Linked DNA regions of Homo sapiens: region 2 is linked to region 1. The links are chromatin loops, found by intact Hi-C in ENCODE. Cell type or tissue: dorsolateral prefrontal cortex. All regions are shown on one strand.

What was found. Peaks named below come from ENCODE experiments on the same cell type or tissue, not always from the same donor. Only the 100,000 strongest peaks of a DNase experiment are listed, where the experiment ranks them.
Region 2: it touches region 1 in a loop (4-fold over the local background); 2 of 110 quality-filtered maps call a loop at or near these places.

Annotation. Positions count from the first base shown.
Region 1 is chr7:117,869,734-117,877,733 of GRCh38, reverse strand. CTTNBP2 (cortactin binding protein 2) reads left to right here and starts at 4,293. Exons shown (of 23, transcript NM_033427.3): 1 at 4,293-4,399. The coding sequence starts at 4,319. In dorsolateral prefrontal cortex, a CTCF peak has its summit at 4,958; DNase peaks (open chromatin) are centred at 4,263, 4,953 and 5,393; H3K4me3 peaks cover 4,610 bases; H3K27ac peaks cover 5,491 bases.
Region 2 is chr7:117,669,773-117,677,772 of GRCh38, reverse strand. No RefSeq gene overlaps it. Among named protein-coding and RNA genes, the nearest start is that of CFTR-AS2, 26 kb to the right of the region's middle. RefSeq lists a cis regulatory region at 3,715-3,728 and an enhancer at 3,585-4,158. In dorsolateral prefrontal cortex, CTCF peaks have their summits at 3,531, 3,738 (motif pointing right) and 7,752 (motif pointing left); DNase peaks (open chromatin) are centred at 4,252 and 7,782; H3K4me3 peaks cover 942 bases; H3K27ac peaks cover 1,786 bases.

The DNA.
Region 1 (8,000 bases):
AATTCTTCGAACACTAAATTTCCTTTTGTGTTGAACAGTGCATATCCCCAAGTGAAAGAAAAATCTCAGCTGTGGTTTTGCAGCTGGATCCACACTTCTAATCAGAGGAGAAAAGGGCCTGATCTCACAACATATTTATATAGTTTTTAAACTTTCTAAGATAAATGAAGCTCCACTATGAGTAATGCCTAATGGTATAAACACCCCTGCTTTAATGATTGCCTAGTAACTATATACTGCAGGCTTGTGAGTTTGCTAAAGAGGCTGAATAAACAGAAATATTCAGGTCCATTTCCAATTCAGGTGGATAAGGGGCAAGAGCAGGCCAGATTTTTTTTTTTGTTAAAATTGTTTTTCCATAATGGTATTGCACTAAAACATCTTTCTGCACTAAAATTTACTCTTGTAAATGACTTCTGCAGATAAGCATCCAAACCAACAACTAATGATTTAAAATGTAAAAACCATGCAAGAGAATGGAACCAACACTACTTCATTGTTTGGTATTAGCTGGTTTCTGTTCTTAGAGTGACTGTACCGGGGGATGATTTTCTTAATGTGGCTCTAACCTTGCAGTCAAATCTTATATTTGTACATTATTTCAGCAATTGAATGAACAGATACAGTTCCCAGTTAAAGGTTGTATTAAAAGGGGCTGGGAGTGATTATGATAATTATTTATGTTTCGCTTTGGCTTGCTTCCTACATAGCAGATTTAATTCCCTAATTATGTTTTGCTTTAGCTTAGGTAAAATTAGCTTGCATTCCTTTGGCACACACCAACTGCAGTTGGTGGAGGAGGCCTTCCAAAACCATAGATTGTTGACAAGAGTGGCTAACTAGATTAGAATTAAATTTACTGAGTAAAATCCACAAAAAGCCTGAGGCACATGTAGCTAATGACATGTGCTATGAGGGAATGTAGTTAGGTCATAGGAAAACTTGTTTCTGGCAATGGACACTCAGAGCTCATCTGCGGAGTTCCTGACGTCAAGATTTGGGGCTTCCTAGGTTGGTCACCATGCTGCAGACAGGGACAAGCATGGTCTGCAATATTTAAATTGTATAACTATAGGCTTGAGGATACAGTCAGAAATGATTTGCTACTCAATAATTTTGTCATTTGGCAATACTAAGACATGATGACATATGGTTTGCTCTTTGGAATTAACATAAATGTTGTCATTTGACTGAAATAAATAATTCTCTTACTCCATGACGGAAAGAGTTTTAGGTTCTGTGTATATTCCTTTATCTTTTCACATGGAAGGAAGCATCCTGTTGTATCATATGTATAACTCTGGGTTTTTGGTTTAGTGGGTTGGAGGATATGGCTGATGAAGCCAAGGACATGGTTTAATCAGAAAACCACTTGGCTCCCAAACATCTGTCTGCATTCCCACCTTTAAGAACTCATTTCCCTGGTCATTTCACCCTTAGAGAGTGTGCTATAGCTCAACACAAATACCTCTATTCCAGGGTTTGGAAAATAATTACCCTCAAATTCTTTAGTCAGTGGGTCATCAGCATCGTTATGATCCAAAAAAAGGATGTAAATAATAGTTTTCTCTATTTGCAATATATTCAGTATTACTCCTTCCATTTTAATGCCAAAAGGAATTTACTGATTAAGACTCATGATTCATTTTTGTTGTAGGGATTTATTTTCCTCCTGTTTATACTTCTATCTTTCTCCTTTTTTACCCTGCCTTTCAGTAATTTTCACTGTAACCCTGGGATATCTTTTATTTTTATTATTAATTATTATTATTATTTAGCTGTTTAATGAGGCTTCAAAAGATTTAATTTCTGGAGCCATCAAGTCAATACCCTTTCACATCTATTTGCTTTGACTGTAATAGAGCCTGCCTTTGTGCAAAGAAAGTCTTAGAAAGAGTTAATTTGCAATAGTAGCAGAGACTAATTCTCAAGAGAGAATTGAAACCAGCAAGTGTCCTCCTGGTGGAGAAGCAGCCCCAGGCCAGGCTACTAGTGAGGAAGTTAACTCCTAGTGTGCCACTTCTGTGCAGTAGGTGAGATCCTCAGCCAACCTTCAACAGTGCTGGTTTTAAGGTGGAAACAGAATGCTGTCAATTCTCCTTCCCAGGTACTGGATTTTGGTGGTTAGAGAATGTGGTGTCCTGTGATTTTTATCACTGTTTTATTTATTTTTTTTCCATTTCACAAAAACAAACAAAAAATGATGGGTGGGGGTTTGCGGTGGGGGGGGGGGGTGGGCAAGGACTGATTTCCTTGTAACATGATCCTGCTTTAATTGTATTTAGGTGAATACAAGCTAATTTTTTCCCAGTGATTTTTTTTTAAAAATTGGGCTGCATGTATAAAAGGGATTTGCTTCCCAGAGATGGTGTCATTTCATATTTCTAACTCTTAACCCTGAGTAAAACTTATTATTATTATTTTTTCCAGAAGTTTGCCAGTTAATTGCTTGAGAAGTATTCAACATCAGAATCAAGAAAATTGATTGCCTTGCAATGTGTGGAAGTGCATTTTGAAAAGAACAAGGAATGCCCTTGGACTTTAAATTTTTACTATCAGTTTGACATCTAACTTTTACTGTCCAGTGGTTTTCTTTAATCTTAAAGAAATCTAGTTATTCTAATATTGAGCAGTTTTAGAGAGTATACTTAATAAAGGAAAGTGGTATAATGAACAGGGATGGATATTAAAGGGATAAGTGAGGGAGTAACTATCAGAGCCAATATAAATAAATAAATAAATAAATAAATAAGTACCTGTACTCACAGGATAACCTGGAGATGATTTCTAAGCCTCTGACTTTTAGCCCCAGAGTTCTAGGTAAAGTTCTTTCTTGACCTCTCTTCTGGGAGGGAACTTTTCACAGTTTATTAATCAATCCCTTTCAGGGTCTTTGCAGAAAAGATTTTCTCTGCCCTGGTTTGTGTCATATTTGGGTCTAATTTGGAAAGTGGAGCAATTAAAGAGTCAAAACCTTTCATTAGGAGCCTGCCATTAAAAAAAGAAGAAAGAAAGAAAGAAAGAAAAAAGGAAAAAAAAAAAAAAAGCTTTGATCTGTAACCCTTGGACTGAACATTCTAGTCATTCATCTTCCAAAATTTCAAGTGCAAGATTTGGTTGTGGTTTGATTTTACGTCTTTGAGACACAGCTTGAATGTCTCAATTTGATTTTATGCATTCGACACATTTTTAGGGATCTGGTGATTTGGGAAGGGCTGTACCATATGGTCTTGGTGAGGTGATAGATTTTCACATTCTGGAAATTGGCAGCAAAGGGTAGGAACTGAATTAGATGTGGAAAGGGAAGATTAAGCGTTTGGGCCTAATTCACTCATCTCATGAAAAATCTTCTGAGACGTGTAATTCCCATAAAATCTATTTTTACAAATACGGCTTTTGTTTGATTGTTTTTGGTGTATATGTACACGTGTCCTCACACGTAGGGAGTAATTTTTTTAAATTCTCTCAAAAGTAGAGGACATGACATTTAGCTTTTAAAGCTATGACATTTAACACTTCTCAGTTAGTCCTTCAGGAGAGATCTCAGACTTAGGGGGGTCACAGAATATAAAACAGCCCGCTACACATTCCCTGAAAAGGAGATTGTATAGAAAGTTAGGAGCTGAGGGGCTGGTGCCACGTTCTAAAAGAAAACAGGACAGACAAATCGTTTTCATCTGAGAATTGTTTTTGGAGAAACACTAGAGTCAACGATAGAATAAATCAGAGCCAGGTGTGTATATATATAGGGAGGATAAAAACACCCTGGCGGCAATGAAATTTAAGAAAGAGCAATTTAAGAAGAAAGGGGTGCCCTGTGTGATTCCTCGCGGTGGGATAGAGGGAGCTGAAGTGTAGGATTTTCCCTGATCTTTCAGAGAATTCAGATTCAGGAGGCCTGACATTTAATCTGGTCTGTGCACGGATTTCTCCGGCTTGGTTGGGGTTCTGCGGAATGCAACGCTCCTCGGGCGCTTTCTGCCTTCACCTCTTCCGTGGTCTTTGATCCCCAGTCCCCGCGCAGGGCCGCAGCGGAGCCAGGTCGTGCGCCCATTTCTCGCACCTCCACGAGCCCGCGGCTGGCGCCACCGGGCGCGGGACGCGGGGCGCGGGGCGGGACCGAGGCGGGGCGCTCCGGCGCGCAGCGGGTTAAGCGGCGAGGGCGGTGGCGAGGGGCGGAGGGAGTGCCGCGGCTCCCGGCTCCCGGCTCCAGGCGCCCGCGTCCCGGACAGCAGCGGGTTAAGTGCCGCCCGCGCGGAGACGGCTGAGTCCGGAGCCGCGGCTCCGAGCTCGCATTCGGATCCGCTAGAGCAGGAAGATGGCGACGGACGGCGCGAGCTGCGAGCCCGACTTGTCCCGGGCCCCGGAGGACGCGGCGGGGGCCGCGGCGGAGGCGGCGGTAACCGAGTTCCCGGGGCGGGCGCGGGGCTAGTGTAGACGCGGGCCGGGGGCGGCGCCGGGGTCCCAGCCGGACCCGACTTCGCACCCCCGGGGCGTTCCGTAAGCCCGGGACTCTCCGGTGCCCCTTCATCGGGGCCCCCCTTCCTCGGGATGCCCACACGGCGGAGGCCGCGGGGGGGAGCGGAGCGGCCACCCTGGCTGGGGATCCCTCCTGTCCCTTCCGCGCCCCACGGGAAGCGGCCCCGGGTCGCCCGGTTCTCCCAGCTCCCTGTCTGCGTCCAGTGCGACCCCTATGCCCACTCCCTCCGCTGCGGTCGCTTCTGGCCGGGGGAGAAGGCTGGGACGTGTTTCCTGGCGAATTTGACCCCCCATTGTTCACCTCTCGCTGCGCGCGTGGTTGCCAGCGCGTGTCTCGGGGGTGCCTGGTACCGCTCAGCGGACCCGGGAGAGCAGCTTGGGGGAGGTGGGCCATCGCCCAGCAGGTGTGGGGATGCCCATTGTGTGCATCTGGTCCTGTGCCTTCGGGAGGCCCACTGGGAGAGGGCCGTGTCCAGATGTGGGCGCTGCTGCCGCTGAGGCCAGCGCTTTAGGTCCTAGCAGCCTGCTGCCCCATTACTTGGTGGTAGTGATTGGGGTGGGGTGGATGGATTGGTTCTTCCCGAGACGATGCTCAGGAGAGGTGGAGGTTCTGCACCTGGTTTCAAGACATTGTTCTCCTTCTCTGGAGTCTAGAGGCCGAATGCGCTACCATTCTTGACTGGTCCTTACTTTCACCCCCTTAATATTCCGGTGTAGAGACTCGCTGGTGGTTTCCAGCCTCTACTTTGGGGAAGGGCTGGACCCACATTTCCTGGGTGGAAAAGGTTCTCGGTGTTTGGGAAGCAGCTTCGCAGGAGCTGCAAGGAGCTGCAGAGAAAGGCAGATCTGGGAGCGCCTCCCACTCTTGGCCAGATCTGGCTGCTCCCGCCGAAGGATGGGGTGGGATGGAGCGAGCGGGGCGTGGACGCCCCCCTCTTCCTATCAAGACCTGAGCAGAATCAGTGCAGGAGAGGGCAGGGCCGGGCGTAAACAGCGGGGGCCGCTTTAACTTCCTCCCACCCTCTGGAGGTAGGGCTTTCTGGAGAGGGAGAGGAGAGATGTGGAGGAAGGTACTTGGGGTGAGAGGAGCTGAGCCTGGCAATGGAAGGAGAAACGGGGAGGAGGACTGCTAATTTCCACTTGTAAAACTGGCAAGTTTTGATTTGAACTTTTGGGAAAATTGAGTTTCCATTCTTTGCATAGAAAATGAGAACTTTAAGATTTCAAACGAAACCTGCCCACTTATGTGAATCAGCTCCCCTCTGTGGGGCACAGTAAGGAAACTAGCTATTGAGACAAGGCTCTCTGGCAAGTGGAAATGATTTGGTGCCTTCATCCCCAAAAGGTGGGAAGGGGAAGGACGAGGAAAAAGAAAGAGGGTGTGTGTGTGTGTGTGTGTGTGTGTGTGTGAAGGGGAAGGACGAAAAAGAAAGAGGGTGTGTGTGTGTGTGTGTGTGTGTGGTGTGTTTCTTGTTCCCCAGAAAGGTTGAATTTGTTTACTTAATCCACTCAGAATGGGTTTCTGTTACCCTCAATATTTTAATCACCTGACAATTAACCCAAACACAAACATCTGACTGATGGTCTGTAGAGCTGATATATAGTTTTGTTTGGTTAGATCGTAAACAAAACCCAGGACGCCAGGCAGATTTCTGTGTTAACAAGGTCAGTGTTCCCTCTCTTCTGTTTAAAATGTTCAAGTCTGATTTTCACTGCTGATAGTTGGGGATTTGATAATTTCACCCTTGTTAATGGGCAGAGCCATGGAAAATCTGCGAAAGTGAACCTTCTTTGCTATTTCCATAGAATCCTTTAGGGTTGCGAGATGCAATAAGGATTCTTCATCTAGTAGTTTAAAAACCAGTAATAATTTCTGAATTTTTAGTAAAATTTTGATGATGGCTTTTGTAGTAAATTGGGCCTTTTATTTTAGTTCTCCAAATAGTTTTGACTTAATAAGGCATGGTTCTCTCATATCAGCCGCTTGACCTATAGACTGATTTTTAAGTGAAAGGAAAGCTAGTGTAGAGGAGTGATATGTGTCATCACAATTGCTCCTTAAAAATCAGAGGCGTTTTATGCATTTTGGGTTCTTGTTGACTGATATTTTTTATTTTAGTGAACAATTCACTTTGCATTTTGGAGATTTGTTGACTTTCAAATTGGTTTACATATCGTGCATTTTTATGTATACATTTGGCAGTAAGGAGTCAATGGAAGCTCTAAAGCAGTAGGCTATTTTTGAAAGTGAGTGTTTTCACTAAGCTTTGACTATTTAGATTGTTGCTTAGAAACAAGCTTAATTTATAGTTTTCAGTTTAATATCATTTTTAGTGGAATGTTTTAAATTTAGTTTGTGATCCTCATTCTTAGCTGTTTAAATCCTGAAAGCATCCCAAGTTTAAGGCTGGGTAACAGCTACATTATTCAATAGGATCATATTAATAGTCTTTGCCGTGAACCGTGCCGGGAAACCTGGGCTATTTTCAGTGCCTTAGCCAAATGTGATGACTTTTATAGGCCATATTGCTGTTTCCACTCTGAAAATAACTCCTAATGGATAAGGCAGTATGGAAAACGAAATCTTCATGCTTTTTATTGTCACCAAAGAATTTTGGAATGAAAGGAAAATGGAGATCTTTTTAGAGCTATATTTGGGAAGCCAACCAACATTCTTGTCATTCTGAGCTTTTCTGGAGCAGCTAATAGACAAGAAGTAGGTATAAAATTTGTTGTCATGGTGGCAGTGACAAAGAAAAACTTGGACAATGATTTAAAATGCACGACAGTGATGTTAAACAAATTAACAGCTGAACTTGAAATTTTTGTTTTCCAGGTGACAGTATTGAATGTAAATGCACTGAAAAGAACTTTCGTAGCCAATTGCGCTAAGCGTTTTTTTAAACTAAATTATAGTTACGTGGCAGCTATAGAATGTTGAAAGTGTTGCAGCTTAATTTTTAAATAGGAAATAACGTAGATTTAACACACATTACTGAACACTTACTGAGATACAGGCATCATGAGTATGATCTTTGCTACCCTAAAGTAATACATTCCAGTGATAGAAACTGACATACGCCAAGGAATCAAATTGGGGATGATGGTGTCATGAGAGGCAAAAATGATTTTGCATTAGAAGTTTGGAGAGGAACAGTCATAGAGAGGGTCCCTAGTGGATGGATCTAGAAACTTCCATAGAAGGATGACATTTGAAGTAGTCCTTGAGACTGAAGGAGGATTTGGACCGGCACTGCAAGAAGGAGTGTGCAAATGTGGTCATATCCTAGGGAGCCATATGCGAAGGGTTTTCAGTGATGAGCATAGAGGTTCCCATTCTGGTCTCAGCTATATGGTTCAGAAAAATAGCTTGGAAGTTGAGGAAATTGACTGGAATATTTTTCCAAAGATGAGAATATAACTGTTTTCAGTGTCCTGCTTTTCACTCTTTTTTTTTTCTTCTTAAATAATAGGTTGTAGATTTCTGTTTGCCCCAGTTTTTGAACTTTATTATTATTGTC
Region 2 (8,000 bases), 200 kb after region 1:
TACAGGAAAAGCTCTTTACCGACTTCTCCACTAACTACATAAAATAAAATTCCCCCTTTCGTAAAGGAAATTTATATCTATAAAGGAAATGATCATGAGTAAAATATCTGTACCATGAAGAGAACTACTCTTTGGAAACATCTTTATCACCTAAGACACTTTTATCTGCACAACAAGGCAACATTTATTGATCATACATTTCCTCTCCTCGCCTTCCCAAAATTTGCCTCCACAACCCCGCAAAAGCCCCAAACCCTTATCCCTTTCTGTAGCTCAGGATAATATATAGGTCTCAATCATCTGGCTGCTTCCTTGAGTCTTACATTTTTGTGGGACTCCCATGTATACACACATAATTAAAGTTGATTTTCTCCTATTAATCTGTCTTATCTCAATTTAATTTGTAAACTAGCAAAATAAACTAAATGGGTAAGAAGTATGCATTTTTTCCTCCCCGACACTGCCAATGGTAAGAATTTCCCATGCCCTTTCCTTTTAGAATAAATGTTCTAGGCCAACCTTCCCCAAAACACAGGATATAAATGGCACAAGAAAATACGGTTATGTAGACAAATCAATTGAGAAACATTACATATGATATTCCACTCTTACAGAGTCAAAATGCACCTTTGCATACTAGAAACCTTGAGAGGTCCTGCAGTAACCTATAGTAGCCCACTAAACAGATCAAGAAACTGCAGATTTAAGACAATCTCACCCCTTGTTATTATACCTTTACAGACTTTGGGGTGTGTAAGATAGAATCACTTTGACATTAGCAAGACTATTAAAAAATCAAACACAGAGGCATAAGCCTGAATCTTAGTAGCTCTAGAAAACATGAGCTTTATCCTGCTGTGAGCATTCTGTTTTTCTCAGTAGATTTCTGCAGTTTCAGATCCCACGGGAAAGTACAGCAGGGCTGGTTGACTCTCTATAGAGAGGAAAACCTAACTAGGAAGTAGTTATCTGACTCCCTGTATGGGGCACTGTAAAATGACTTCCCTCTGATTAAAAATGAGCTAAGTTTTCCAATAAGTATATAAACTTTCTAAAGGTTCCAAATCTGGGAGTGCTGTGTAATTTCTGGGAAGATCCTTACCCTCTCTAAGCCTCTTAGTTCTTAGAACCTCCTTCACAGAGATTGTGTGAAGAACAAAATGAGAATTATACATAAAAGTTTCAGTCAATAATTTAGAGTTGTTTCAAAGAGTCATCCTGGAGGTAAAAGATCAGAAAAACTGAAAAATTCAGGAATTAATACTAAGCTAAAAGACAATTTCTAGAACAGCAAGGTGAGGAGCTCTGTGGACCAACTACCCATCAAAATAACCATTACTGGTAACAATTATCAATCATTTAAAGTCTCTGAAAATGGCCCTAAGCACATACAGCAAAAGCAGCAGCGTTTATTCCAGAAAATATACTAATCTCAGTAAGAACAAAAGTTTATGGCACTTCAGTCACAAGCTGCTCCCTCTTCCCTCCCCCAACTTGGTGTGATAGAAGCTCTACTCCAGGCTGATGTGGCCAAGATGATGGCATTCCCTCTCCCTTGAGTTTACAGCCTGTAACTGTACTATCACCCTGGGAAGTGCAGGTCAATAGCATTTCTTATCCCCTCAAGCCCCAGCTCTGTGTTGTAGTGGCTAAATTCCAGATGAGTGAAACTAAGAGGTCAGGGGCTCCCTTCCTGCCTGCAATCCCCCTTTGTCTTGATCTATTTTGTACTGCTATAACAGAATGCCACAGCTGGGGTAATTTATAAAGAACACACATTTGTTGGCTTACAGTTCTGGAGGCTGGGAAGTCCAGTATCAAGGGGTCAGCATCTGGTGAGGGTTTTTGTGCTGTGTCATCCCATGGCAGAAGGCAAAAGGGCCAAAAGAGAGCAAGAAAGAGAGAGAAGGGGGCCAAACTTGTCCTTTTATAATGAACTCACTGCCGTAATGGCATTAATCCATTCATGAAAGCAGAGCCCTCATAGCCTAATCACCTCTAAAAGGTTCCCCCCTTTTCTCTCTTGCCATCTCTGGGCCCTTCCACCCTCTGCTATAGGTTGACCTAGCAGGAATGCCTGTCAGATGCCCCAGAGGAGGTGACATCAGCAAAAATCATTACCTTAAACAAACTCTTGGAGATATTTTACAACATTGAAGTCACGAAGGATACAATGTTGGAAGCTGGTCCTAAATTAGAAAGGAGTATGACAACTTGCCCAGGCATAGAAAAGATGCTTTCTTCATATTGCAAGTTACATAACCAAAAGAAACCAAGTATTGCTCAAACTACTCTTGATAAGTAGTTTAAAAGAAACATTTTAATTCTCAGTGTTTCTAATGTTTTAAATTACTTACTAAATGTTTCACTATTTTTGTGTCCCTATTGTTTATAACCAACAGTAAGAAAGTTTTAAATTTTTAATATTTTTAAAGGTCATGGAACAATTTTTCCCCCATTAATTATTTAAATTATCTTGCATGGTGATTTTCATAGTGCCATATTAATGTGCAACATGAGGACTACCTATATTTGGGAAAAAACTGACAATGACGTTTATACATGGAGTGAATATTTGAGGATATTAAAGATGACTGTTTTTCTAGTTCTGGTAAAGGTAATATGGATCAGTTTCAAAAGAAAAAGAATGATAGAGAAAGCCGTGTCTTTTAGAGACACATAGAGCTAAAGTTATATGCTGTTTGGATTTGCACAAAATAATATAGGAGGGAAGCATGAGGGAGCATAGATGAAATAAGATTGACTGTGAGCTGATAACTATTGAAGTTCAGTGACAGGGGTGTGAAGTTTATTATACTCTATGTCTATTTTTGTATCTATTTGAAATTTTAAACAATTAAAATTTTAATCGACCAGAAAATGTAAAAGAATGTAATGGTCGTCTCAGGCTCACTTGGAATGTTTAACTTCTGTGGCTCAATAGCCTGTCAACATTGCTTGGTTCAAATGCAAATGCTTGGTGTGAGCTCCAAGCAGGAAGGAAGCTGTGTTTGTGTAAGGACACACTGGCTCCTGGTTTGGCTCCCCGAGGACACTGGAGTATCTGACCCAATTAGGAGATAAGAGAAAATAAAAATCAAATCATAATTTTTTCCTTACAAGAGGATTGCCTATGATGACAAATTTGCTCACACAACTTCTCTTTTAGAATATGAATAAGCCCATGGCACCTGCTGCCAATGAAAAGGCAAAGGAGAAGGGAGATAATTATATTTAAAATAGTCTTATTTTCAATTAGCTTATAGAACATTGACAAAAATTATGGCCAATCAATTGTGGCCAAATGTATTGATCCTTTCTTTTAATAAAACAGAGAAAGTTTATTTCTTTATATTATAATTTTTAGTAAATTATGACTTAAATTTCATAAGGATTAATTGCAAGGTAGATTTTTAAATTGCTTCTATAAGTATTTGTGTCAATATTTGTCAATTCAGTTTTGGTTTCATTTATCAGCACATCTGCCATTGCTGATAAAGATTGCTCCTTCTATTATTCCATCAGTGACAAAGGTGAATGGGAAAGAAGAGAGTTAAAGAGCAATTTGTGCCCCAAAACTATTCAGGCTTAATTTCTACTTTTCAAAATGGCTTAAAGATAAAATGTCTTTGAGATTCACTTACATTAGTATGTGAGGCTCTGTACTCATTTCTGTTGTTGGCACTGGCTGTCTTAACAATAAAACCAAATCTCCACAAGGTGGCAGTTTTTGAAGATACAATTGTACTTTGTGTACAGATTCTGTACTTCAATGAATAGAAGATGTATTGGAACTGAATCATAACTTTTGATCCAAGTAGCATTTTAGAATTAAGGCCAGCATTAGCATATTCACTTATAAAGTTGTTGACCACCTTTCATAATGTTCTTAACCATTTTACAACTAGAGAAACTGAAGCAGATTATTTCCCTGACGCCTTCACGGGACTTGAGACAGGGGTGCCTCATTTACCCATCCCGCCCCGTCTACCCCTTGTGGGAGGGAGCGTGCGAATGAATAAGTGCAGGAACCAGAACGAGCGAGTGCAGGAACCAGCCAACCGCTTTCAGGTGCCGGCAGTAGCAAACTCTGTGCGGGCCCAGCGGCGCAACCAGGTAGGAGTGCCTGAGAGCCTGAGGCCCAGAGGGTGTGTTGCAGTGCTCTTTCAGCTCTGCCGTCTGCGGAAGGCTTAAGTGTTAACAGCTCAGTGAGCTCTTTGCCTTTTCATGTGAGGCAGCTGCCCTCCACCAGCAAGGGCAAACAGCCAGTGTGACAGCCTTTTGTATCCATACTCGTGGCCTCCAAGCTCTTGTCTGGCGTCCAGAAAAAATGAGGTCACATGAACGAATTGAAGGATGGTAAATGAGGGATTTTATTGCTGATGAAAGTGGCTTTCAGTGGGAAATAGAGCTGAACAGGGGACAGGGCAGATAGGTAATCTTCCCCTGAAGTCTTGCCTTCTCCTCTCAGATTCTTCTCCAAAGTATGCTGTCAAGCTGTCGCTCTGAAGTCAAGCCACTTCTCTCCAATGTCCAGTTATAGTCCCATCTACCAACTGAGTCTGGGGTTTTTATAGGCAAAGGATGGGGGTGGAGCAGGCCACGGGTAGTTTAGAAAAAGGCAACATTCGAGTGGGAAAACAGGGATAGAAGTTCTCACTTTCGGTGGCAGTTTCAGGTTTTTCGGATTGAGGGTGGGGTTTCACCAGGGTCCCGCCCTTTTCTGCCTAGAATTTCTCTGCCCCCTGTCCCTATCAATACTGAGTGATTAAAGAGCAATTGAATATTCCCATTGTATGGAATTAAGGATAAACCCAAAATTTTGCCAAGACCTCTCCTTTCTCTGAGAAAGTACACAGGTATTGAGTCCCGGCTCCCTGTCAACTGACAATGACTTGGGTCTCTTAGCTCTACACACTGGGAACAGCTTCTAATTCCTAACCTAACAATTTGGAGTTCTCATGCTCCAATGTATTTGTCTTGCATTTGTAGGTTTTTTCACTGTATTTTTAAATAGGGAATTGTGATTGTCCACACCTGTTTTAACAGGTCAAACAGGTTTTTATATTGAGCTCTTTAAACCTCATTTTAAATTGTCTTCCACATAGTATTTGAGGTTCTTTCTTTAGTGAAGTACTAAAATATTTACCTTGGGGGTTTTATTAGCCTTTCACTCGAATAGGTAACAATTTCCCAACCATGGAAGGTCCCTGGTTACTGGAAGGAAGCATATTCATTTCAGGTTTTGGCTTTTTTTCCTCATAATGAAGATAAACAAAGTGAAACAACTAGGAAATAAATTAAGAAAGTGTGTGTCAGATAGGAGTGGGCATAGACAGGGACAAGTAAAGCCCCAAAATCAAGACTTCAATACAGAAAACAAATAAAAATAGAAAGTCTGTGGCTATAATAGTTTATTTTATTTTTTTAAATGGGAAAGAGGAAAGAAAATCTCATATGAGGAAAAATCAAGTGTAGGGATATATATAAGCTAATATATAAATGAAATGAATACCTGAAATGGTAAAAGGGACAGAAGCTAGAAATTTGTAATTTAAGGTACTTGCACTGATATGAAATGGAATATTGTTATTTAAAGGCACATAGGTCACTTGTAAATGTTTATTGCAAACTGTAGGGCAACCACTAAAAAAGTTTAAAAAAAGAAGAATTGCTATGTTAAGAAGGTGAGAAAATAGAATCCTGTAAAATGCTCAATAAAATTTAAAAAGGCAAAAAAATGGGGAAAGTAAAAATAGGAATAAAGAACAAAGGAAACAAACAGAAAACAGGAATAAATATGGTAGATATTAATCCAATTATATCAATAATCATTTTAAATGTCAAGAGCTAAAAAACAAAGATTGTGAGAGTGAATCAAAAAGCAAGACTTACATGATGTCTATAAGAAACCTAGTTAAATTTAAAGCCCCAGGTAGATTAATAAAGGGATGGATAAAGTTATACCATGCTAACAAAAGAAATCCAGTAAAGGAACTCAACAACAAGACACAACCTGATCAAAACACGGGCCAAAGACCTTAACAGATGCCTTGCCAAAAAAGATACACAGCTGGCAAATAAGCATATGAAAACATACTCCACATCATGTCATCAGGGAAATGCAAATTGAAATAACAATGAGATACCACCACAAAACTATTAGAATGGCCAAATTCTAAAACGCCGAGGACACCAAATGCTGGCAATGATAAGGAGCAACCACAACTCCCATTCGTTACTGGTGGGACTGCAAAATGGTACAGCCACTTTGAAGACAGTTTGGCAGTTTCTTACAAAACGAAACATCTTTTACTATATGATCCAACAATTGAACTCCTTGGTACTTACCCAAAGAAATTAAAACTTATATTTACACAAAAACCCACACACAGATGTTTCAGCAGCTTTATTGAAAATTGCCAAAACGTTGAAGCAACCAAGATGTCCTTTAGTAGGTCAATGAATAAACTGTGGTACATCTGACAATAGAATATAATTCAGCACTAAAAAGAAATGAGCTATCAAGCCATGAAAAGATACGGAGGAAACTTAAATGCATATTACTAAGTGAAAGAAGCCAATCTGAAAAGGCCACATACTGCGTAATTCTAAGTAGATGACATTCTGGTAAAGGCAAAACTATGGAGACAATAAAAAGGTCAGTGGTTGCCAAAAGTTAGGGGAGAAAGGGGAATGAATATGCAGAGCACAAAGTATTTTTTGGGCAGTGAAACTACCCTGTAAGATACTGTAATGGTAGTTAACTTGTCATTACACATTTGTCCAAACCCATGAAATGTAAAATACCAATAATGAACCCTAATATAAACTATTGTGTTTGGGCAATAATAATGTGTCAATGTAGGTTCATTGGTTGTGTTAAGGAAAAAGTGACTGAGGCAGGTGTCTTAATCGATAGAGGTTTGTTTAGCCAAAGTTTGCAGATGCACCCAGGAAGAACACAAGCCAGAGGAGCATCTGTGACCTGTGCTTTTCCAAAGAGGGTTTGGGAACTTTAATATTTAAAGAGTAAAGTGCAAACACGGAGAAGGAAAAGAGGATAGAGGGTAGGCAGTGAGGCAAATGGTTCTATTCAGGGGAGGCTTTGGTTAGTGTTCAGTAAATCCAAATTTTATAGGTAAAAAGAGGGAGTAAAGGAAAAGTCAATTATGTGTTCATTGCAGGGTAGACAGCACGATGATTTCTGGTCTTGCCCGCGTCCTGTGCCTATGAAGACAAGCTGGTAATTGACATCATCAGGGTGAAATTCAACATAACTCAGTTTTAGGGCTATTTTATAGGAGGGATATGTATCCTAAAAGATAGGGTCTCACAAGGATTTTCCTTGGGCACAATTGTGAGGGAGGTCATTTGGGGAGATATGTGGCCTTCTATCATTGTGGGAACCTGGTTTATGGATGAGGCTATCACACAAGATTGTGAAGTTACGGCTGTTAGGGAACAAAAGGAAGGCAATATTGAGTAATTCAGCTCTGAAGCTTAACTTGCCCTTTGGCATAGTGAGCTTGGGGTCTTGAAATTCTATTTGCTTTCACAGTTGTAACAAATGTACTACTTTAGTGTGGGATGTTGAATGGGGGAGGCTATCATGTATGGAGAAGTTATATGTGAACTCTCCATACTTTTTGTTCAATTTTGATGGGAACCTAAAACTGCCCTAAAAAAAATAAAGTTTAGTAATTTTAAAAAAAGAACTAGACTAGAACACGCTCTGAGACTGCCCTCTTGGGGTTACGTGTGAAAACAAACCTCTCCAAGAAAGAGAACACAGGGCCGGAGGGCCTGGCATTCAGTAGGGATCTGCAGTCCGTCCACCACATGCTAGCAACTGCACATTTCATGAAGAAGCTCAACAAGGAAGAAAAAAAGGAACTAAAGAAGCCTCATCAATTAAAAAGAGGGATTTGGACAAAGAAAATCCATGCAGGTGCCAACGCAGAAATAGTATTTTCGTTGATGAAGATTTTTAACTTACC